3 separate regions of the Mus musculus genome follow, and regions 2 and 3 are each linked to region 1. A link is a loop called in an ENCODE intact Hi-C map of the cell type or tissue named here. Cell type or tissue: left cerebral cortex. All regions are shown on one strand. Region 1 holds the start of Setd7 (SET domain containing (lysine methyltransferase) 7). Region 2 overlaps Maml3 (mastermind like transcriptional coactivator 3). Region 3 holds the start of Gm36008 (a long non-coding RNA gene).

Region 1 (8,000 bases):
CCAGGAGCTTGGAGACCTGTTCTGGGTGTTGAGAACCGTGCGTCTCCTAACCCTGATCTGCTGGGTGGGAATAGTTCTTTACTAACAACCACAAGTGAACCCACATTGGCTTAGTTGCCCCAGTGTGCCCTGCACGCACATCTGCTCTCTGACAAGTTTGTTTACCCAGGACATAGGAAGCACCTCAGATGCGGGAAGGTTTTAGACATGTATTTCCTGTAAAAGTGACATCATGTTTGCAAGGAGATGAACCTTGTGAACCACGGGTGGGAAAATGACCTCAAGTAGCTGAGTATTTCAATTTTACAATATCACTGGAGAAAGAACTTGTGTTCCCCACACTGAGTGTGGAGAGATGGGCCACAGGTGAGGACAACAGAAGCTAAACCACAGATGCTTAGCCCAGTCTCTCCATGTACTGGGGTCATGGCTCAGCAGGAGTATACTCACTAGGAGCTGGGAGTCCGGAGTAGTGGCTCAGTGATGAATTCCTGTCTGACTGGATCACTGAGGGACGGAGGGCGTGCTCAGCCAGTAGAGGCATTCCTGAATCATCAAGGGGCTAGGAGTAGTGGCGGCCTCAGCCCTGCAATAATTAACTAATTAAAATAAAGTTACAAGTAAAACCCCACAAGCAGCACACTATATATCGTGCAAGGGAGTCTCAACCAGGGCTCCACTGTGCTATCGCGTGTGCGCCCCGCTATACTGGGGTCTGTGCGTTAGGACCAGCCAGCTGCTGTTGTTGCTGCATACTGTCTCTGACCAAGAGCTTTATTGATTTCTAGCTCATAACCGCATTAGTCGGAAGCCACGTGGAGAGTTTGTAAAACAAGCTCTCAGAGAAGAGCATGGTAGGAAAGAACGTGATGGGTCCCACGTGGGGCCAGCGGAACAGTGCAAAAGATGCCATTGGCACTTGGGCTGAAACAAAGCATTTGGCCAAATCACAGAAGAGGATCAAGTCTGGGAGAAAAAAAAAAAAAAAAAAAAACAAAACTCAGCCCTGTTTACAGGAAACAGAAAAGTCCTTTCTGCAACAAAAATAATTTTATAGTTGGGGAGGGGGTATTAAAGGCTCGCAGTTGAGGGGAGTTGAGAACCACTGTTTTAGGGGATCCAGCTAACATTTTCCCTAAACTTGTGGTCTAGAGTCACAAGAGGAAGTCAAGCACCGAGATGGACCGTCCTAACGGCTGCCTTCCTGATGGAAAGAGCTGGCGAGTTCCTTCCTGGCCGTGCAACAATACCAGAAGGGCCCTGGTTCCTCACCCAGATCCTTCTAGGCACATTCGAGATCCATTTCTGTAGAGGCAGGGAATGGGCGCCGGTTCCAAACACTCTCAAAGCAGCACATGGAAAGGCTCTTGACACAGGTAGGCTGCTCCTAACACCGGGGCTAACCGCACTCCTCCAAGAGGACATTCTCCTCTGAACCCAAAGACAGAGAGAGGTAAGACACTTGTGGCAGGCCCTTCCCCTCCCTCAGCACACACGTGTACCCTCCCACCGTGAGCCTGGGTCTGTGTCCTGAGGGGGCGTTTCCTGCCCTGACATTACCTTCTTTCAGTAAAGAAATAAATTTATTTTTGCTTCTTCCTTCGGTTTTCATCGTTTTTATTGTCTAGTAACTGAAGGAGATGAGCATCTGCTATTCTTCGTCATGTGAGCACCAGCATCATGCGTAAGGAAAGCAGGGATACATAAGAATTAAAGGTAAGGGGAGAGCTCATACAGCTCAAAGCCAGAAGGGATGAAGCACGGTAAATGCCTTTTCAGAAACTCTGAATAAGGACCGGGGAGATTCGTCAACTCCCGAGTCCATGGTTTCAAAACAACACAGCAACAAAAGACAAGTGTGGAGGTGTATGATTGCAACCTAACCACCGGGAAGACAGAAACAGGTGGGTATCTGAGGCCTACCCTACTCCATGAGTTCTAGGCAAGTGAGAGACTCTGTCTAGCACACACTCACAGACATGTGCACACACACACTCAGTACAATCCTGTTTCTGTATTCATGTTTTCAAGTGATGTTATGTGGGCTGCAGATGTCTCAGAAGACCCACATTTGGTTCCCAGCACCCACATTCAAGGGCTTACCACTGCCTGTAGCTCCAACTCCAGGGTTCCAATGCACTCTGGCCTCCTTTGGTATACACACACACACACACACACACACACACACACAGCATGCAGCCGTATACACATGCATGAGTGTACACACACACATAAATCAAATCAAATCGTTTTTTAAAAAAGATTAAATTATAATCTGAAGGTATCCTTTCATATTTCCCTGCAGGTGTAGATTTCTGTGGAGCCTAACAAAGGTCCCTGGTACCTGTCCTGGAAGACCCTTAAGGAGATCAATCCCAAGACAGACTTCAGAGGGGTATGGAAGATTTCAGGACAGCGTAGCCTGAGCCAGTGTGTACAGTGGTGTAGCCTAGGCTAAAGGGTCAAAGAGTAAACCAGCCTAAACCACAGAAGTCCCTCCCCATATGGCCTGAGTATCTAATGCCCAGAAGAGGAACCCATACTGCCAGAGTGGCCACCCTGGTGCACTTTGCAGGTGAAGGAGACTGGACCCTAAGCCTTCTAACTCCACATCCACAACCTTCCTCTTTCGAACGCAGTCAGAATGGAGCTAACATTTCTGATGGTATTTGGGGTTAGTGTCTCCATAATTTTTCTCTTAAGTGGTTTTCCCTTTGAGACAGTATTTCTCTATGTAGCCCTGGCTGACCAGGAACTCACTCTATACACCAAACAGGCTGGCCTTGAACTCGGAGATCTACCTGCCTCTGCCTCCCTAGTGCAGCGATTAATACCACCATGCCCTGTTTCTTTTACTTTTTTTTTTTTTCTGGCTGACATATATCAGCCAGTGGGGGTGCAGCTCATTTGGTGGAGAGCTTGCTTTTCTAGCATGGAAAAGTCTGGATTGTATCTCCAGTACTATAAATTCAGCATGCTGCCAAGGTTTGTAATTACGGGGCTGTGAAGATAGAGGCGGGATGATTAGCTCAAAATCGTCTTCCTGTATACAGTGAGTTAGAGGTGAGAGACCGGGCTACAGGAGATCCTGCCTTAAATAAAAAAGAAAAAGAAAATGAAAAAAAAAAGGCATTTAAGAAATTAAGGAGGGGGGGGACTCTCTCAGGCTTTGGAAGTGACTTGAAATCCTGCCTCATTTATTGTTCAGAAAACGAAAAGGAACAACTTTCTTTGGTTCCTGCCCCATCCTTCCCACCCGCCACGATGACTGTTCTTGGCAGAAGGCCAGACCAGCACCGGGTAATTCCACAGTACATTGGGTACATGCGCATGCATTTAACCCGCTATTTAAAGAGATCCTTTGCTGCCACCTGTAAGAGGACATAATGACACTCTTTAAGTGGCTGGGCTGGGAAGGGAGTTTTCTTCCCTCAAAGATGCCTGAGTCTGTGAAGTGGTTGGCACTTGGAGAAACTAAAGAAACATCTAGGGACATCACAAATACAGGACCGGAGGCGAGAGAAGGAGGAGCGCTAGACACAGGGTCCTGGCTCCGGCTCTCCGCTTGGTGGCTCCATCTTCAAGACAAGGAGAAGGAATCGGCCAAAGCTCGGGTGCGGCCTGATTACCAGCCTGCTGCCATTTGGGTTTGCTGAATTCCTGGATCTCTCTAGGGGCCTGGAGATGCGAAAGAAGATGGAGACTGGGGACTCCTGGGTAGGACGTTCAGTCGGGAGGAATCCAGGACGCAGGACGCCCCCTGGAGTCGAGGGAACTGGCTTGTGGAGGCAGCGCTGGGCAGTGGAAGGGGGACGGGGCACCTGCGCTCCTGGGCCCGCCGCACTTTGCAACTCTGGGCAGTAGCGAGCCGAGTGAAGTGGGGCTCGAGGGCAAGAGGAAGTAGAAGCTCAGGAACCAAAGGCTTCCTTAGTTCCGAGTGCGCTCCAGCTGTCCAGGAGTGAGATAGTGGTAGGAACACCCAGCATGACGCACTTCCAAGTCCCTGGTGGCACATCGTGGGGTATCAGGTGCTCTGAGCCCCTCACCCACCCCAGGCGGGTACCCTCGAGGCCCCCGGCGCTAGCGAACAGCCGGCGGCGACCTGGACCGCGTGGCTGGCGAACAGTGAACCAAGCCAAAAGGTAAACGCCGCCTGGTCTGCCCACTGCCTGGTCTTAAGAGGCGGCGCAGCTCCGGAGCACCTTGGGTTCTAAGGATCCTCACTTCTGGGAAAGGACAGGGAACTGTCAATCAACGAGGGAGGGAGCGCACCGGCGCCGGGTGATGTCAGCGGATCAGCTGCTCCATAACAAAGAGGGGGTATCACAGGAGAAAGTTGCAGTGGCGGCAGCACCCCAGAGCCTCCGGGACCGGGGACGAGAGGAGAGGGGGCGGCGGCTGCGGCTGCCGCGGCTGGCGGAGGAATTGAAAGGACTGTAGGGGGAGGCAGCGCGAGCCGCCCCGACTGCTCCTCCTCTTCCTCCCCCTCCTCCCCCTCCTCCAAACTCGCAGGGCTTAGCTCCAGCGCTCGCTCAGCCACCAGGAGCACCCAGAGGGACGGGAGCCGGCCGCACGGCCCCGGGCTGGGTAGGGTCTCAGCCGCCATGGATAGCGACGATGAGGTGGTGGAGGAAGCCGTGGAAGGTACAAGCTTTTCTCCAGGACTCTGGGGTGGGGACAGGCGCCTGGGGCGGAAAGCGCCAAAAGAGTGGCGGTCTGCGACGCGCGCCGGGCCGAGCCGAAGGCCGCCGCGGTCCCTAAGCGGATGGCGGGTCGCTCGGCTCAGGCGGGGGCTGCACTGCCTACGCCACGCCGCCGGGAGCGTGCGGGGCGCGGCGGGGCAGGGGCGGGGAATGGGGCCCCGCGGGGTCCGCCGCCCTGGGAAAGCTGGGCCCCTGCATCCCGCCTGGCCTCGGCAGCATCCTCCCTGGGAGTTGCGACGCTGCCTAGCACCTTGGCCTTAGTCCTTGCGGGGATGGAGGATGGGAGGGCAGTCCCTTGAGGCCCGCGATCTCCGCGGGGCAGCGTTGTTTCAGCCACCTCGACTTCCCCTCTCCGACCGCCTGCCCTTTTCCTGACTGAGTCGCTGCGTCCCATGGCCACCAGGGCCGGGTCTAGGTGGGTCTCCCATCGCAACGCACCCGGCCGCACACCAGGCACATGGCGGCCCTGGCCGCTCCTCCGGGGTAAAAAAAAAAAAAAAAAAAAAAAAAAAAAAAAAGATGAAATCATGGCTAGGTAGAGCACGCCGCTCCCCACCAGGCTACCCTGCCCCTGGGCGAACTCAGCCACCCGCCCTTCCCCCTCCCGGCTTCCCAGCGAGGTGCAGGCGCGCCGTGCGGACGCTCCAGCCGGGACCCAAATTGCTGGGTGACACTTAACTTTCTGAATTCCGAGCTGTCGGCTGCCGGTGATATCACCGCCTGGGTGTCAGGTTTCTCCGCCCCCTCTTGCGCACCCCTCCCCCGACTCCCGTCGCCACCGTGTTTTGCTGAGTTTCTCCGCCTCTTTTTTTTTTTTTTTTTTCTTTTTTGCCCCCCTACTTATAAAACGTCCGTGGCGACGTTATACAATCTCGTTGTTTGTGGCTTGAGAGGTTATGATTTTGTAACAACGAACACTGGAAAACACTCTTAAGCGTATTTATTATTTATCTTATTCTATCCCAGATAGTGTTCCCGTGATGTTTTTGCAAGATTGCGTAGTGTTGTTCCAGAATTTGTTAAACACAGCAACTGACTAATTTTAAGTCGGTGGTTGAATCTGGTTTTGATCTCATTTGTATAAACAGGTCTGACAAACGATAAAGAAAAAGTGGCTGTGCTTAACAAATGCATATGGATATGTACTTGTTAGTGCTACGTGGGGAGAAATCTCTTTGGTGTGTCCATAAATACAACTTTTGCAGACTGCTGAAGGCTTAGGGTGAGATGAAGCAGAATAATTTTTTGAATTTCCGGAAAGGCATCCATTCTAATTTACTTTGTAAAATGTATTTCTTCATTTTAGTTTTTGTTTTGTTTGTTTGTTTTTTTTTTAACAACTTTTAAGTACATAGTTTTGCTTGTAACTTTTGGAGAGACTAAAATGCGGATCCACAGAGCTTACATTTCTCTAAATAAACCCAGTGTTGGGATTAATGAGGCCCAGCTAGCATTGTTTGAGCCAATCATAGGAAGCCTTCTTTAACTTCCAAAGTTATTGACTTCTTGTAAATTTCTGCTATGACAGAAAAAGTGTTCTTAACAAAGTGCCACTGTCGCTCTCATTCTTCCTGGGGTTTTTTTGCCCTAAACAGTATTTTTTAGGTTTGTTTGTGTTGTTGTTGATGATGGTGATTTTTTTATTCTTTAATGTCATGCGCAGTGGTGTTTCTGTTTGCATGTATGTCAGCGTGAGGATGTCATATTCCCTGGAACTGATGTTACAGACAGTTGTGAGCTTCCATGTGGGTACTGGGAATTCTTCCCAGGTTTTATGGAAGAGCAGCCGGGGCTCTTAACCACTCAGCCATCTCTCCAGCCCCTCCTCCTGTTCTTTTACTTGCAATTTTTAAAAACAAACCCTTAAGCACAGATAGTGCCCCCAGCCCAAGCCACCTTCTCCAGGGCTGATGTTTAGAAAATGTGCTCTGTTGTTTATGATCCTAGCACTGGCATGTGAACAAAAACCAGGCCCGTGGCATACACACCTGCAGGTGGAGGCGGAGGCAGGAGCATCAGGAGGTCAAGGTCACCCTCGGCTGCATAGCAAGTCCAAACCCAGCCTGAACTATAAGACCCTGTCTCAAAATGATAAGAAATGTTTAAAGTATATTTTCAGGTTTCATGTTAGTCCAGTAGATTCAAAACACTGCAGTTTCTTTACCTTAACTGTAGGGGTGGTGAGGGGGGGGGCTTTTATATAGGATGGACAGATATAGCACTACTATAAATCAGCTCATTAGAGCAAGAAAGGCACCATTAATAATTATGCTATGACAGCTGGCTTAAACGCTGGCTTGTCTTGGGCAGTCACTCAGTTTTACCTAAGAGTAAACAAGTAGAGGAACTTCCTTGTTTTGCTTTTTTGCAGATTTTTGTTTTTGTGGATCTGTGAAACACGATCTCTGTGGCCCAGGCTGGCTTTGATATGATGTGCTGCCATTACAGATGTGATATCTATTCCTGGATTTTTAAAAGAACAACAACAAGACTCACTCTCTCTCTCTCTCTCTCTCTCTCTCTCTCTCTCTCTTTCTTCCTTCCCTTGTTTCCTTTGCTGTGTTGGGCAAACAATATACCACGGAGCTACATACTCTAGCCCAAGAGTGACTTAGTATTCTAAAGTCCTTAGAAAAGCCAGGTATAGTGGGGCATATATGTTATCCCAGTTACATGGGAGGCAGGAGAGAGGATCGTTTTTTAAGACTGGGAGACTGGGAGTTCTAACAGAGCTTGAACCTGTAAAATAGATAGATTCCGTCTCAAAAAAATAAAAAGTGGTAGAGAGATGGCTTGGTGCCTGCTCTCGAAGAGGACCTGGATTCTGTTCCCAGCACCCACATGGCAACTGAGAACCTCAGCACCTCCAATTCTGTTGGCTCCAACACTCCTACATATAAAATGAAACAAGTGCATCAAAAAAGAAAAGAAAAGGCTCTGGGAAGCATTTTGGGCTCAGCTTTGCCATGTGCCCTGGCTGGAAACTGTATCCCTCACTCTTTCTCCAGGTCCGTGTTGGCCTTGGCACTTCGCATCGCTCGCTCCTTAAAATCTAGCACGCATCTCTAAACAGGTATGAACGGCTGTGACCTTCTCCTAAATAGAAAGTCGTCTGTGTACACTGGTGCCTCTCATCTCTGTGCACACATTGTCCTCTGATGGTTTCCTCGTCACAGCTGTTATTATATCAGCATCGCTGTGGCTCTCACTATGTCAGATTCCATGCTGAGTGATGCTCAGACGTTATCCAGCCGTAGGAGGTGGGTACTATATTATCCTCGGTTTACAGAGAAACTT
Region 2 (8,000 bases), 470 kb before region 1:
TTTACTGTCCCCTGACATTTCTTGGAAGGGGCCTTCAAAGCGAGGGTCCTATTCTAAGATGAGTTCCTGAGCAGTAAACTTGACAGGGTTTAACATGATGAGAATATACCTAATGTAAAAGAAAGCAGCATAAAAGCCAACCGCAGTGCCGTCCGCCAAAGCCTTTGGTGGGAAAAGGCCTTGCCTGGGAGGACCTAGGATGTTCTCCAGGGTGGTAGAGCGTGGAGCTGCGTTGCCCTATCTTTTTATGTGACTTAGGCAGTTGTAGCAGCTAACTCTTAAAGCCACTTAATAAAACAGTGCCAGTAGGGCTTCACTGTTGACTACTGGGACTCTCAAATGCAGGCATCACTCACCTGTCTTTTCTTGTACAGCTCGTATAGTGCCAGAGGCCCATATTCCAGTACATCGCTGCCCATCAAGGGAAATTTACACTTACCAATTGAACTCACCACCAACTTGCAAGGGAGTAGTTTGAAAGCTTTATTTCAGTAAACATGTAGTATTGGTAAATAGTGAGCTTGTTGTCTGAGGATGTCTGGGTCTGTTCTCTCCCTCTTCCTCACCTCTCCCTCTTTTTTCCCTCTTTCTCTGTCTCTGTCTAGCTCGCTCTCTCTTTCTCTCTCTCTCTCTCTCTCTCCCTCTCTCTCTCTCTCTCTCTCTCTTTCTCTCTCTCTCTTTCTCTCTGTGTGTATTATGTGCATGTGTCTGGGATCCTGTTAACTTTTGCTGGTATGTGTGGAGGCCAGAGATAATATCAGGAAGTCTTTCTCAGTCATCTCTCCCCTTTATCCACTGTATATTTTGGAGACAGTGTCTTCCACTGAACTTGGAGCTCACCATTTGGTGTTCTGCTTGTGTGATGGGAATTCGAACTTGGATCCTCACACTGGCAAAGCAAGGACATTACCCTAAGGAGCCATCTCTCCACCCCTCACAGTTTCTTTTTTAGTGAGAAGACAGCCAGTCAGTGGGGGTTTGATTGATGGTGTTCAGGAATGGGTCATGGACATGTGTTTACATTTGTGTTTCGGTCCCCGTGTATATAGAGAGCTTTGTTTTCCTTACAAGCTTAATCTCATAACATTAAACATTTTTCTTCTGTTTCATACCTATGCTTTATCAGAAATAATTCTCTTGTGTGTAGGGGGAGGAGGAGGGGAGGATCTAGGCAAATGAAGTCTAAAATATGTTTAGAAGATACAAAGTGACGTTGATACAGTCACAGGCATTCAAATGAAAGTGTTGCAATATATTACTATAAAGGATTATGTTTTAGTATACAAGTGAGAGGAATCTATTATATAATCATATTGTATCCATGTATTGAAACACAGCCCTTTATAGTAAGGCACAAGGGAGAATGTATTCACCTAACTGCTCATATATGTGGGGTTCAAGGATATACAAATATTTGGCTCTGCTTAATAATTAAAATGATTAATTCCCCTTTCCCAATAGGATAGTGCTCAGTGCATAATTTGTTTTTATAAATAAAAAGATCACATGGGGGTTTGCCTCATATGGGAGTGCTAAAAAGAAATAAAGATATGTATTGGTTTGAGTAAAATTGGTGTTTTGTGTTAAAATAGCTATCGCGGGTAGCCTCTGCTAACCAAATAGACTTCTATGTTGGGCGAACCTAAGCCAAAAAGATAATATACAAACAAAGAACCAGAAACTGGAAGATTTTCTTGTGTAACTCCACAGTGGGTAGTCACTAACCTAATGGATATGTATGTATGTGTATGCATATAAGTATACACATATATATGTCTATAATGTTCGAGGCTGGGCCCCGAAGCTTCTGTGAAACGCTGTCAGTGTTTTAGGGACATGAGTCCAGTGACCATAGTTGGAGTAGCGTTCTGTGGATGCACATCCTGACCATGGCAGGCCTGTCTGCCCATCATGGCTGAATGGTGGGAAGAGCCTGAGTGAGATTCAACCTCTCCTGTCATGCCTCAGCCTCCTGCTCTAACTCCTTGAGTTGCCTGCCTCCCTTCCTTATGCTGTGGATGGTTGGGTTCATTACACACGTCTTAACTTCTCATTTTCCAGCAAATTAACCTTTACTTCAAAAATGTAAGTGACTAAACACTCTTTTCTCCCTTCACAATTAGCTACCACTTACACTGTGGTAGTCTTTGTTCAAGGGAGTATTGTGCTATTTTCTTTAATGCATTGCAAGCAAGTCCAAACATCTGTCTTGCATTTTGTAAAAACTTATTTTGGAGTGATTTATACCTTTGTGATTCTGAATGTTTTCTAGGTTGGCCTAAGACATTTTTCTAACAATTAAGAAAATCAATATATTGCTTCACCTGTCTATGGCCTTGAGTACCTGGATGCAGGCCATGGGAACTAATACAGAATTTTTTCCAGTATGGAGTCATTGGGAAACATCAGCTGCTTCCTCATTTATGGTTGAAATGACTCATTTTCAGGAGTCAGGGGAAATTTAGTTGAGGAGAAAGATTGTTAGCTGTCCAAATTCTCAAGAAAAAAGAGACAACCATGAATGCACATAGCAATTGCTTCTATCCTATGTGCCCTCCTTCCTGAAGGACATTCATCCATGATCGAATCTCTCACAGTCTGCTCTCTAAAGCAGCATCATAGTTGAGGTTGCCCTCCATACTGGAGACTGAGGCAAGGGAGTCTTTACCAGGAGCCACAAGAGCACTGAACTTACCATTGCTGGCATGTCTACTTTCCCAGTGACCTGGGATTGGTTCCCATATCCGGATAACCGGGGACAGTTAATTTAGGACAGTCTCAAGTGTGGCTTGGTCAGGGTATAGAAAGGAGCCCTTCCCGTAAAATACCCAAGAACCTGATCCTGAAAGGGACGTGGTCTAGATCATGTTCCTGTCCTGTCACTAGTCAGCAATGTGACCTTGGGCCAGTGGCTTCTTCACCTTGCCAAGCTGCAGATGGCAGAAAGCAAAGCCTGCCTCAGGAAGATGTGTAAGCCTAGGTGTGAAGTCTAGAGCAGGTAGCCCAGCACGCAGGCTGCTGTAAGTTCTTGTGAAGTTGGGACTTGTTCAGGGCCCATTGTAGCAGCAGTTGGAGACCCTGCCTTTGATTTCTTCCAAGCCCCAGCAGCTGCTGACAGAGAGATGGAAGACAGCGGTGGGGACCGCCGGGGGGTGGATGAGCAGGGATGTGCTTCCCACATCCTTCACGGTCTGGGCCCATCCTTTCTCTGATTTCCTGCTCCATGCTCCCTATCTGCCTCTTGATTGATTCTGCCTCCTCATTCATTCTTAAGGCATCCCTGATCTCTTCTGCACAACTCTCCAGGTCCGAGGGCTACAGCGAAGAAGTCAGTGCAGGAGCCGTTTTGAAGACTGATTTGTGTAGAAGCTGTGAGCGTTGATTGATTGTCACTCACAAACTTCGCTCTGTAAACCCATGAGCCGAGCATCTGCACGTCCTCACTTCCCTGTAACCCTGTGGGTGTCTGACAGAACATCTCGTACCCAGTCGGTGCTCAGTGCAGGGTGTGGGGAGGCGAGGGGGAAGAAAGATGAATAGGACCGCAGAAGTCATCCATCCATCAGAGTCCCTCTGGTGGCTATGAACGAGGAGTTGAGCTGGGAACGGGGGTATGATCTGATACAGAAAGCAGGACAGTTGGACAGATTTGGCTCCTCTCGTGGACTTCTTTAGTACTGGCCACCCCTTCATATACTGTCTCCTGGCCAAATGGGGTGGTGAGTTATACTTAAGGGAAGCTCAGCCTGGAATCATAGCTTTTGAGACAGATACACCAGACCCTCTGTTTCCTTTTTCATATTCTGTATGAGCTAAGAAGCCAACAAAATGGCAGTTTCTCTTTGGTCGACCTCCTGGGAGAGAGTTCTGTTTGGGAGGAATCGTGTCCTGGGAGAGAGTTCTGTTTGGGAGGAATTGTGTCTCGAATGGAGGGATCATGACAGCTACTGGGACCTCCCCCTGGTTTTTTGTCGACCGAGTGGGTAGAACAGGAGCCGGAAGTGTCTGGTGGACGTGCCAGTGTTGAGGAACTCGCGGCTGCTGTTTGATCACAACAGGCTGTCTGTTCTTCCTCCCCCACATCCACCACATGGACTCATGTCTTCGACACGAACACATTCTTCAAATAACACCTTCTGGGACATTCTTGCACCCCACCCCAGCCTGCCCGAGGACTCTGTGGTAATGAATGGGAGCTTTCTTAACTAATGATATTCTGGACCATCTGTCCAGCTGGTCACTGAGAACAGAAAGCAGATGCACGCACGCGTTGCTTCTTCTTCATCGTGGTCCCATAAAATTAGAAATGGAAAGATTATCTCTTTCCTGGATCTGGGAAGAGAAAGTCTCTCTCGATGCATTTCGTGAGAGATTTAGATTAAGTTGCTGTTGCTTTTGAAAGCATGAGTCCTGTGAGGCTTTGGATCTCGAGAGATGAATGTCTGTCTGTCTGTTTGTTTTGTCCTAGGTTAACGTGTAAGCCTGTGTTTGTTCTCGCATGCCACTTTGGATCTCTTGACATTAGAAGGAAGTAGATGTCTTGGTCTTCTGCTTTTTTAAATATTAATTGAAAATAAATATTTCTTCATGTAATATATTCCGTTCACAGTTCTGTTTCCCGTCTCACTTCTTCTCCTAGATTCTCCCCACCTCCCCACCCTTCCAGTTCCACACCTTCTTTCTCTCTCTCTTTAGAAAACAAACTGGCCGGCTGGTGAGATGGCTCAGTGGGTAAGAGCACACTGACTGCTCTTCCAAAGGTCCTGAGTTCAAATCCCAGCAACCACATGGTGGCTCAGAACCACCCGTAATGAGATCTGACGCCCTCTTCTGGTGTGTCTGAAGTCAGCTACAGTGTACTTACATATAATAATAAATAAATCTTTGGGCCGGAGTGAGCGGGGCAGGAGCGAGCAGAGGTCCTGAGTTCAATTCCTAGTAACCACATAATGGCTCACAACCATCTGTACAGCTACAGTGTACTCATATACATAAAAAAATAAATCTTTAAAAAAAACAACCAAACAAACAAATGGGCAAATTAAAAAGCAAAATAAAACAAAACAGCATGAGAAACACATTCTGCAAACATGCATGTACATGCATGCATGTACCTGTGCACACACACATACACACACACATACACACCATACAAACTCAAAATAGGAAACCATAATATATAAGCAAAAGATTAGTAAGGTTTTTAAAAAAATGCCCAAACAAAGCAATATGAGACAAAAAAAAAATCACCCAAAATACCGTCGAGTCATTTCATGTTGGTGCATCTACGGCTGAACGTGAATGGAGCCTCCCCTAAGACTGTTTTGCATAGCCAATGAGAGTCCATTTGTGAAAGCTCATTTTTCCTTTGCAAGTGGCCCTCGGTTGGAGACAGTGTCTCTGTTAGGGATGGGAGATCTTGTCTAATTGTCCCTCTCCCTCCTTTCCTGCCTGGGTTGGCCTCTTACTCAGCATAGATCCCCTAACTGATCTAACTGACCTGCCCTGCTGACCTCCTGCTTTTTAGCATGTGAATTAACACGAGTAACTGGATATAGCGGATAGGAGGTTCTATGTCTAGGTCAAGTTGAAAAGTTAGGACGCTGGGGAAGTGCTTGCCTCTGCAGGGCTTCTGAGAGCAGCAGAAATGTCTGCAGGAATGAGCCAGTGGAGTCAAGCTGGATGGAACGAATTCAGGCAGGTTTGCTGTTTGCACAGGTGGAGTGACAGGAAGGAGGGTGGGGCCTGCGTACACCTGTGCCCAACCCACCAACCTTTTCAAGACAGCTGCTGGAGAAACCTCCTGATGGTGACCAGGGCCCAACAGACCAAGATGACTCCAGCAGAGGGGACTTGGGCGAGTGGGAAACGCTGGCCTGATGTGGGAAGCATATAGCAGTTGTCATAAGTACTTCAGATCAGGTTGAAACCATGCGAGCAGCAAGGCTGGGTGCCCCCAAGAGGTTATCAGCAGGGAGGAAATCCATGCAGCTCACTGCTGGTCACTCCAGAGTCGGGGATCGTATGGGTGAGTGCAGGTCTTGGGCAAGTATGAGTTTGATATAAATGAGACAGAAGTCACCCTTGCTGGGCATCTATCCCCGCTTAGTGGCTCACCTGAAAGCGGCTGTCCTGATGGTGTCCTTTCTCATGGTTGGCGTGGTTCTAATTCAGGCATCCTTGAGCAAAGGCCAGTTTCAATTAAATTGTGAATGTCAGTTGCAAAGAGGCCTGTAAGGCATGTTTGTTTGTTTTCATTGTGTGTGTGTGTGTGTGTGTAAGCCAGAGGCCAAACTTGGGTGTTATTTCTTAAATACCATTTACCTTTTTTTTTTTTTTTTGAGCTGGGGTCTCTAACTGCTCCAGAACAACCCCAGCAGGGTAGGCTGGCTGGCCAGAGAGCTCCAGAGACCTGCCTGTCTCTCTCCCCTCAGTTGTGGCATTAAAAGGATAGAAGTCATAAAAGGATAGAAGTCAGCTCCTCCTGCTGACAAACCAAGCATACTACCTACTGAGCCTACCTCCTCTTATTTTTGTGGGTCCTGCCTTCACTTATAAAACCTATCCTTACACACACCCCCTTCAGCGTTTTCTGCTTTATTCTGATTCTCTTCATCAATGAAGTGAAAAAGTAAGCTCACTTTCAAAAGGGGAAAACATTTTCATAACGGAAAAACAAGATTATTATAGATTAAAATGTGATTATCTCTAGCTCCGAAGTTGAAGTACTTACTTAGGCTAAAATATTAAGAGAGATCCTTTCCCAGCCATTGATTTGATGTGAATGTAGGCAACTCATTCAACAAATTATTCTGAAGTACTCTCTGAGTGCTGAGTGAAGCCACAATCAGAAATGTGGTGGTGAGCAAGACAGGCGATTATCCCTGTCCTTGTAAACCAGAGTGACAGCCCAGCTCAGTGTCAGCTTGAGGCATTTTTCCCTTTTTTTTAAAAAACAAAACCAACCCCCCCCAAACAAAACAAAACCAACCAATCCCAGTGTTTTCTTTCCCCACAGTCTGATTTTACTACACATATTCTCTCTCTCTCTCTCTCTTTCTCTCTCTCTCTCTCATATGTATGTACTTAAACATGTTTGGGTGTTCATACATTTGTCTTCCTATTGCTTTTTGCCTTGTTTGTACATTTTATTTGGTGTGTGCGTGCATGCACATGCCACTGCACATATTGAAGGTCAGATGACCACGTGCAGGAGTCAGTTGGCTCTAGTGGGTGCCTCTACCCAGTGAGCCATCTTGCCAGTCCACCAATTAAATGTTGTCCTTTGACCATGACCAAAGAGTTACTTTGGTCATGGTATCTGTTCACAGCAATAAACTAAGACGCTGGCTTACAGATTCAGAGGTTCAGTCCGTTATTATCAAGGCGGGAGCATGGCAGCGTCCAGGTTGGCATGGTGCAGGAGGAGCTGAGAATTCTGCCTCTTCATCTGAAGGCCACCAGAAGACTTGCTCTCAGGTAGTTAGGAGGAGTGTCTTATTACCCACCCAGTGACACACTTCCTCTCCCAATTACTGTTGTGCTCTGGGACATTATAATTTAATAACATATAGGCGTTGTTAGCAAAGTGTGCTAAAATACCATGTGTGCAGCCTCCATGCCTGACACTGTGGCTGTCCCCAGCACTTCTCTGGCATTGGCAAGACTTTTGACGCTTTTGGTAACTGGGCTCAAGTCACATCCCTGAGCAGTAGAGGAGATGAAAACCTCTGACACCTTCGCATCTCTTTTTGACTCCTTCTCCCCTGATTTCCTCCTCCTTCCCTCCTTCCCTCCTCCCTCCATCCCCTCCTTCCCTCCTTCCTCCATCCCCTCTTTCCCTCCTCCCCTCCTCCCCTCCTCCCTCCATCCCTTCCTCCCTCCATCCCCTCCTCCCCTCCCTCCTCCATCCCCCTTCCTCTTTGTCCTCTCCTTGACCCTAGTGATTTTCATTCTCTTTCTCTTCCCTAAGATCTCCTGAAAGGCCCACTGAGGTCAGA
Region 3 (8,000 bases), 49 kb after region 1:
ACGATTCTTGGCTCCTTTCTTCAAATGTTTTCTTTTTTTTTTCCTCTTGGTTTTTCTATGTTCTCTTTCTATCCTACGAGGCATTTTCTTGGGTTGTGAGGTACGTTTATGGAGTGGAAGCCAGGGGGTTATGCTTTCGGCCTTGATTGTAACCAAAAGTCAACCCATCACAGTTAAAAAGAAAAAAAAACCATCTTTGGTCTTTTGTGGAATTTGAACTAAATCTATGAGCCTTATTCAATATATAATTCTATGATTTTTTTTTTAATTACGGGAAATCAATGGAAGATGTTTACATGAGTAATGTTTGCCCTTACTGTGTTATGAATGAATTTTTTGTAGTGTGTCTGGGCGCATGTGCAAGAAAGTAGGAAAAATGTTTCTGAAACAAAACTTGACAAATATTTGTAATGAAAAGTAAACTTAAAGATTGCTATAATTGCGCTATAGAAACAATGCAAGTATTAAACAAAATATACAATCTCCTGTTGTCAGTTTTGTTTTGTTTTGTTTTGTTTTTTAGTTGTCTAGGCAAGAAAAGCAGCAACAGTGCCCATAGACTGTGCCTTCCTGTGTATTTAAATTACTAAATGAACTTTACATTGGAAGTTTGTTTAGAAATTCTTAATACAGGGATGGGGCCAAGGTGACTCAGTGGTTTAGATGACACACTGCCTGGGCCTTTGATCCCAACACTTGGGAGGAAAACACAGATCTGAGTTTGAGGCCAGCCTGGTCTACAGAGGGAGTTTCAGGACAGCCAGGGCTACACAGTGAGACCCTGTCTCAGAAAAACAAAAACAATCACAACAATAAACAAAAAAGATTACACAGTGCTCACTGCTCTCCCAGGGGACCGGGGTTGCCAGAACCTGTGTCCGATGGCTCACAGCTGCCACTCCAACTCCAGGGATCCTCGGGGTCATGGCCTCTTCTGACCTCTGCAGCTCATGTGCACGTGTGCATATAACTTCCCATAGACACACACTTATCCACTTAATTAAAAGTAAAATGGATTGGGCTGGAGAGATGGCTTCGTGGTTAAGAGCACTGACTGTTCTTCCGGAAGTCCTGAGTTCAATTCCCAGCAACCACATGGTGGCTCGCAACCATCCATAATGAGATCGGATGCTCTCTTCTGGAGTGTCTGAAGGAAAATGGTTCTTTAAAATAAAATCTTAAAGATCTTAAGACCAGCTTAGATGGCTCAGCAGGTAAAGGTGCTTGCCACCAAGCCTAATTAATGGGCTGAACTCAACTCCTGGGACGCACCCAAAAGATGACAAGAAAAGAACCTACTCCTGCAAGTTATCTCTGACTGCCACATATATACTGTGGCACAGATGCCCCTTGCCAGTAATCGCAAAAGTTTAGCTTTAAAAAGAGAAAGCATGGGCTGGAGAGATGGCTCAGTGGTTAAGAGCGCTGTCTGCTCTTCCAGAGATCCTGAGTTCAATTCCCAGCAACCACATGGCTCACAACCATCTGTAATGAGATCTGATGCCCTCTTCTGATGTGTCAGCAACAAGATGCTCATACAACACTAAGTATTTTTTAGAAAGAAAGGAAGGGAGGGAGGGAGGGAGGAAGGAAGGAAGGAAGGAAGGAAGGAAGGAAAACATTTCCCACAACCCCTTTCTTCTTTTCTAGGAGAGCAGGGACTCTAGGCTCCAGCAAGTTAGCCATAGCTAACAAGGATACTCACTCCCCACCGATGACAAGTGCTCAGGGGTCAGTGTCTTCCTGGATGTGTAGGGCACACGCTTACTTATGGCAGAATGTAAAGCCATGTTCATCCATCTGACATCTCTTTAGCTTTCCATATGGCAGGCCCAGAGGCTGTCTGCAAGTGGGAAGCAGAGCGTTGATTAACAAGCCTCACAGTGACCAAATGTGCGCTCCTGGGTAGGCTTGGGCGAAGAAGAGTCAAGGAGCTGGGGAAGGGCTGAACCTTGTAGCTCAGAGCTTTCCTGAGGGTGAGGAAAACAAAAACAAAAAACATTCCAGGCTAGGGAGAGACACCCATCCCCTACCCCCCGCCCCCCGAGCCTGAAATAATTGTGTGTGGATTTCTCAGGAACCTTAGTAGAAGTCAGGGCTGGCAGCAGAGAGGAAGGAGTGGGCTGGGGTACCCAGTGAGCAGCTGGGAATTGTGTTCCTAAAGACCTGGAAGCCTTTTCCCAGAAAGCCACCCAGTGGAGTGAAGAAGCTATGTTTGTCTTCACAAAGCAATTTTGTTCAACTGAGCTTATTGCAGTTTTTAGAAACAGTCTTGTTTCGTTGGTTGGGAAGTATTTTAAATCACATTTATTTGCTTACCAGGAAGAGGGATGAGGTGAGTGCATTTGTCCCGTGGAGGGTGGGTGTCGGTCCCTGTGGGTCAGAAGATGACTTTAACGGTGTTAGTTCTCCCCTTCAATCAGTTTCCCCAGGGATCTAACAGGGGCTGTCAACAAGCACAGCTACCCACTGAGCCATCTGGCCACCTCTCTGGTTTTCTGAGTCAGGGTCTGGCTATGTTGCGCAGAGTGGCCTCAAACTGTGGGCAGTCCTCCTGCCTCCCAGGTTCTGGGATGACAAGCGTGTACTACTACTACTACTACATCTGGCTCAGAAACACTCTTGAAACCATGTTATTCCCCAGACCTTCCTCCCCTGTGTGGTGTGAAGACTCCGGTGAAGATGGAGGCCCTCGTGGAAGTGGGGAGTGGTGCTAAGGAGAGGCAGAGCTCCAGGTGCTTTTCTTCTTAACTTTTTATTGGTTCTTTGTGGATTTCACATCATGCACCCCAGTCCCACTCACCTCCCCTTCCCCTCATACCCTTGCAACCATCCCTCTCCACACCCTGTGGGAAGCCACATGTGCCGTTGCAGAGTGGCACTGACTACTGCTGGCCACCACGCATAAGTTTGGACAAACAACCAATGTGTACATATGCAGTAAAGTCTTTTGCAAAGACACTGCCTGGCCCGGGCATGAAAATGAGGCTTTGAGAGTATAACCAATCAGATGTGAGACATGCAAATGAGGTATGATAATGAGGCTCTGTGAGGTACAGAGAGAGAGAGTAGCCAATCAGATGAGGAACATGCAAATGAGGCTTAGTGCATAACCAATCCGGGTGTGAGACACGCCTTTCCTAGGCCTATATAAGCAGCACCAGTTCTGGGCTCGGGGTCTTTTCGCCTCTGCAATCAAGCTCTCCCAATAAACGTGTGCAGAAGGATCCTGTTGCAGCGTCGTCTGGCGTGCGCAAGAACACCCCAACAAAAACATCTCATTGTGGAAGCTTTAGTGTTGTCACAGTGTACCCCACAGTATACCCTTTTGCCCACACTTCTTTGCTTGCAGAGTCCTTGGTCAGGTGACAAGGCCTCTGGCTTCTGCTACTCTATCAATTACTGGAACCTCAATGGGACTCCTCTTGGATATACTGTTGTTGCTCTGTATCATGGAGATCCTGCAGTTTTGGATCTGCAGGACCAGGTCCTTCACGCACTCCAGCAGTTCATTGATGGGGTAGATGCTGGCATGGGCCAATTCGATGAAAGCCCTGGATCTGGGCCTGTGAAGTATCTACCCTGGGCAGCCTGCCACAACCACACCATAAGGGCAAGCTCTACTGCCCCATCCAGGCTGGCTCAACCGATGCCACCACCAGCAAGGGCAGGGCCAACTCTCCCACTCATGCTCCCTCATGCCTTCCGGGCTGGCTCATCTGCACCCACGCCATCAGGGCCAGCTCTACTATGCTGCCCAGGCCCATTGCAGAACCCAGTCTCCTTGGGATGTAACTTACAATAGCAATTGCTGGACAATGGAGTTAGGCTTTTAAAATGCAGACTTGGGACTGGAGACTTGCTGATCAAATATGAAGATTTCAGTTCAGATCCCTAAGGACCCACATAAAAAGCTAAGCTGTGGCCTCCACCTCAGCTGTTGATCTCAGGGGTGGGGCAGTGACAAGAGGGCCACTTTGGGCTTGCTGGCCACCAGCTCAGCTCCAGGTTCAGCGAGGAGAAATCCTGTCCCAGGAATAAGGCAAAGGGTGGTAATGACCAATACCCTTTTCTGAACTCAGGAAGCTTAGAATATACACCACACACACATATAGACACACAAATGTAAGGTTTGCTAATATTTAGGTATAATGATAAAGACGAGGACACAAGTGTCAGTGGAGAGACACTTTGTCAGTGACAGTTTTCACATCCTGTGTGGCCACACAGGGAAATACAAGATTGGCGAGGAGACAGAGGAATCTAGAGCCGATTAGGGCAAGCGCTTTGCCTGTGTCTTCTGCAAGGAGGACGTTGAGTCAGGGGAAGCACACCAGGGCTGTATTGGCTCTGGGGTGCAGGACCTTCCTGAGTTCAGACCTTGGGGTGAAAATGACAGAAGGTATCCTAGGACTGTAAGGAGATCACCGGAGATGTATCCCCCCCCCCGCCCCCATTCCACCCACGCTGTGCTGCCTTGCATGTTTTCTAGGGTTTGTAGTCGTAGGAAGTGAGTTGCCCTGGCCAGGCAAAGGCTCCAGAGCCAGTCTCCAGAACGGAAAAGAAGATGCTGGGAATGAATGAAGAGTGAGCCCTGTGCTTGGAGTCTGAGCGACTGAAGTGAGGAGAAAAATGAAAGTTACCTCCCATCCGCTGACTCCTTAGGGGCTCCCCGGAAATTGCCTTCACCCCTAGCTTTTGCTTCCCAGACAATCCTTGGCTTTCTCTGTGGCTCAGCGCCCTCTTGTGGCGAGAGCTTATCCTCCTATCATTTCCTAAGGCCTAGTTCCTACGTGTCTTCAAAAGAAACACAAAGGCCAGGCACATACCACTTGAGAAGGGAAACAGAGGCTGGAAAATCAGGAATTCAAGTCACCCTGGGCTATATCAAGGCTAGCCTGGGCTACATAAGAACTTCTCAAAACAAAAAACACAACAAACAAACAAAACAAAGAAGAATAAAAAGGAGAAGTCTGCCCAGGTGTGGCTGAGTGGCAGGACTGGGGGGGTGGGGGGTAGGGGGGCGCGCACGCGCACGCCCACACACCCACCCACCCACACACACACACACACACACACACACACACACACACGTGCTCAAACACACACGTGCTCAATCATGCACACATCACAAAGGACAAAACCAACTTTACCTAATCTTTTTCTTAATCACCAGATTGAACTTTGAATAGCTTCGTAATTGTTTTTAAAGCCCATATTTAAGACGGCTAATAGTACATTTGGTGCCTACAGTAAACTGCATCAAACAAAGCTGGTTTATATTTAAAGACAAAGATTCTTTTGTTTGGTATGGTTTGGGGTTTGGGGTTTGATTTTCAAGACAAAGTTTCTCTGTGTCCTGGAACTCACTCTGTAGACTAGGCTGGCCTCAGAACCCAGAAATCCACCCGCCTCAACCTCCCAAATGCTGGGATTAAAGGAGTGTGCCACCACCATCCAGAGGTGTTTTTTTATTTTGTTTTGTTTTGTTTTGTTTTTTGTTTTTGTTTTTTTTAAGTCTCCAGGCACTTTAAGGTGCTTTAGCTAGAATGCAGTTATGCGCCCATTAGTCCTAAAGGCTCTAAACCCTGAACTTCCCTATGTCATCTTCAGTGCTCAGTCCCTGCTGCAGAGAGAGTCCTGGTTCATGGACGATGTTGTCTTCGCCTTCATCATATGCACCAAACACAAGGAATTAAATCAAGTTACAGGTAGTAGGCAGCTTCATGGATTTCTTCTTGATTCCAGGCTCCAGCTGCTCTCTGGCAGAGAGCACACCTCTCTAAAATAGGGACGTCTTGGGCACCTGTACCCAGAGCTGGAGATAAGCAAGGCATGGCAGCACATGCCTTTAATCCTAGCACACAGGAGGCAAGGGGATCTATAGATGAGCTCAAGGCTAGCATAGTCTACACAGCAAGTTCCAGGGGTAACCAGGGCTACCTAGTGAGACAGTCATCTCAAAAAAAAAAAAAGCTTGAAATGAAAATTAAGTCAGGGATGGCCGGATGGCTCAGTGGGGAAAGGCACCTGCTGCTACTGTGGCACCTGGGGCCCTGTGTTCAGTCCCCGAGTGGAGGAAAGAGAGCACAGACTCCTGGGAGTGGTCCTCTCACCTCCACATGTGTACAAACATGCATGTACAAAAATAAATTAAAATGTGATTTAACATTTTAATCTCTCTCTGTGTCTCTGTCTCTGTCTCTGTCTCTGTCTCTCTCTCTCTCTCTCTCTCTCTCTCTCTCTCTGTGTGTGTGTGTGTGTGTGTGTGTGTGTGTGTGTGTGTGTGTGTGTGTGTGTTAGCATGAGTGTGGAGGTCAGAGGGCAGCTTGTAGAGGTTAGTTCCCTCCGATGTGTGGATCCCAGGGATGAAACCAAGATTGTCACAGCCTCAGCATCCCTGCTTTGGATGGCTGAACCATCTTGCCAATCCATAGGAAACTAATTTTAAAAATTCACAGTCCAGCTTGTCATTTGAGTGGGTTATGTATACCAAAGGAGGTAGCATACCCCATAGCAACGATTTTGCTTCCTAAGCAAGTAGTAAGATAGCTGTCATCTCTTGTTTATATATTTATACACGTGAAATTACAATTATACCACTCCACCTGAGTGCATGTGTAAGCACATACTTGTGCGTGCGCACATGTGTGTGCACAAGAACACCTCTTAGGTAGGTAAGGCCTATGATACCCCCAGCATGGGGCATAGAGCCGGAAACCTGACAGAAGCCGACCACTGGCTGTACTGCTTTCCCTTGCCACAGTCACCGTGGACCACCAGATTTGAGACTCGGCATCTCAGATTCAGGGAGAAAGGAAATCCACCCTAAGGGAGAGGAGAAGGGGGCATCAGAAAAACGAAGTGGGTTTTCTCCAGTCCTCCGTGCGGGTGTTGAGGACCACCCACCACCCATGAGCCTTATGAACCATTGACAACATTCCAGAGCTTGCCCTCCAACTTCAGTGGGGTCGGTGACTTTACACAGAAGATTTTTCAAATGTCGGGTCTCTTGAATTCTATGTTCAGCCCGTTAACTGCATAGAGTCACCTGGGCAGGACACACAACCCTGGAACTTTGCCTTCCTCTGGAGTCTAATAAGTGACGGGTATGGCAGTGTATGTGGGGAATTATGAGAAGGTTAAAGGTAAGCAGAAGGGATGACGGTAACTGTCTTGAAAAGTGCTCTCTGGGGGCCATATCAGGGCCCAAGCAGTGATACCTAACGTCACTAGAGAACAAGAAGAATGAGCGGCAAGCCAGCCGGATGGGATTGAATAAAATAGTCTTTCAAAGCCATCACAAGGTTTGGAATCTTCTTCAAGATAATACAGGGCTGGGAGAAGTAGTTGAGCTGTAGATAAAACCAGACTCGCCGTATGTGGAGAGCTGAGAGACCAGCTCATGGGGGAATTCATTAGATTATAATGCCCACTTTTATGATTTCAAATCTGGAATTAAAAAACACATGAAACAATTTTAAGATTCCCAAACATTATTAACTATAAACATACCAAGCTCAAGAACCATTGAGGCAAACATTACCTGCCATAATTGTAGCTGAGCAATTGCCTTTCTTTAATTTCCGGGGCCCAGCGACATCTAATCCGTATTGTGAAATGGATGGCTCAAGTTTCATTGAATGTTACACGACTATCACAGAGCCCTCCTCCAGTCCGATCCCCTTCTCATTAAGCTGCCCTCTGGCTGTCATTCTGCCTTTGGGGAAAGAGTGTTGGACATGTTAGCACAGCCCCACTGTCCCTATGGCAGTCACATTTCTCACTTAACTGTGACTACTCTGAGACTCTTGCTCTGAACATTGGTCCTACGAGTTTGGTTCATAGGTCTGTCCTCAAAAGTGGAACTATTCGTAGCACGCTGGCAAAGCATCCACGTTCTGTGCCTTTGAAGATCTGGGAAAAGAATGAGCCAAGGAAGGTTTTTCCAAGATGAACGTCCCCACTCGTATCCCCACCCCCAGCCCCTGTTCCTCTTT

Evidence for each region. Peaks named below come from ENCODE experiments on the same cell type or tissue, not always from the same donor. Only the 100,000 strongest peaks of a DNase experiment are listed, where the experiment ranks them.
Region 2: it touches region 1 in a loop (2.5-fold over the local background); 2 of 42 quality-filtered maps call a loop at or near these places.
Region 3: it touches region 1 in a loop (2.9-fold over the local background); 8 of 42 quality-filtered maps call a loop at or near these places.

Annotation. Positions count from the first base shown.
Region 1 is chr3:51,557,162-51,565,161 of GRCm38, reverse strand. Setd7 (SET domain containing (lysine methyltransferase) 7) reads left to right here and starts at 4,339. Exons shown (of 8, transcript NM_080793.5): 1 at 4,339-4,644. The coding sequence starts at 4,605. 5031434O11Rik (RIKEN cDNA 5031434O11 gene) reads right to left here and starts at 5,177. Exons shown (of 5, transcript NR_160686.1): 1 at 4,954-5,177; 2 at 4,273-4,413; 3 at 1,273-1,431; 4 at 451-586. In left cerebral cortex, CTCF peaks have their summits at 3,501, 3,705 and 5,129; DNase peaks (open chromatin) are centred at 4,352, 4,991, 5,393, 5,771 and 3 more places; H3K4me3 peaks cover 3,224 bases; H3K27ac peaks cover 3,128 bases.
Region 2 is chr3:52,025,893-52,033,892 of GRCm38, reverse strand. The region is part of intron 1 of Maml3 (mastermind like transcriptional coactivator 3); the gene reads left to right. Among named protein-coding and RNA genes, the nearest start is that of Maml3, 75 kb to the left of the region's middle. In left cerebral cortex, CTCF peaks have their summits at 3,595, 4,801 (motif pointing left) and 6,485; DNase peaks (open chromatin) are centred at 3,494 and 4,100; H3K4me3 peaks cover 724 bases; H3K27ac peaks cover 320 bases.
Region 3 is chr3:51,507,802-51,515,801 of GRCm38, reverse strand. Setd7 (SET domain containing (lysine methyltransferase) 7) reads left to right here. Exons shown (of 8, transcript NM_080793.5): 8 at 1-484. Gm36008 (a long non-coding RNA gene) reads right to left here and starts at 4,814. Exons shown (of 4, transcript XR_003954701.1): 1 at 4,644-4,814; 2 at 2,320-2,373; 3 at 1,706-1,843; 4 at 1,108-1,147. In left cerebral cortex, CTCF peaks have their summits at 2,206 and 4,741 (motif pointing left); DNase peaks (open chromatin) are centred at 1,870, 2,174 and 4,733.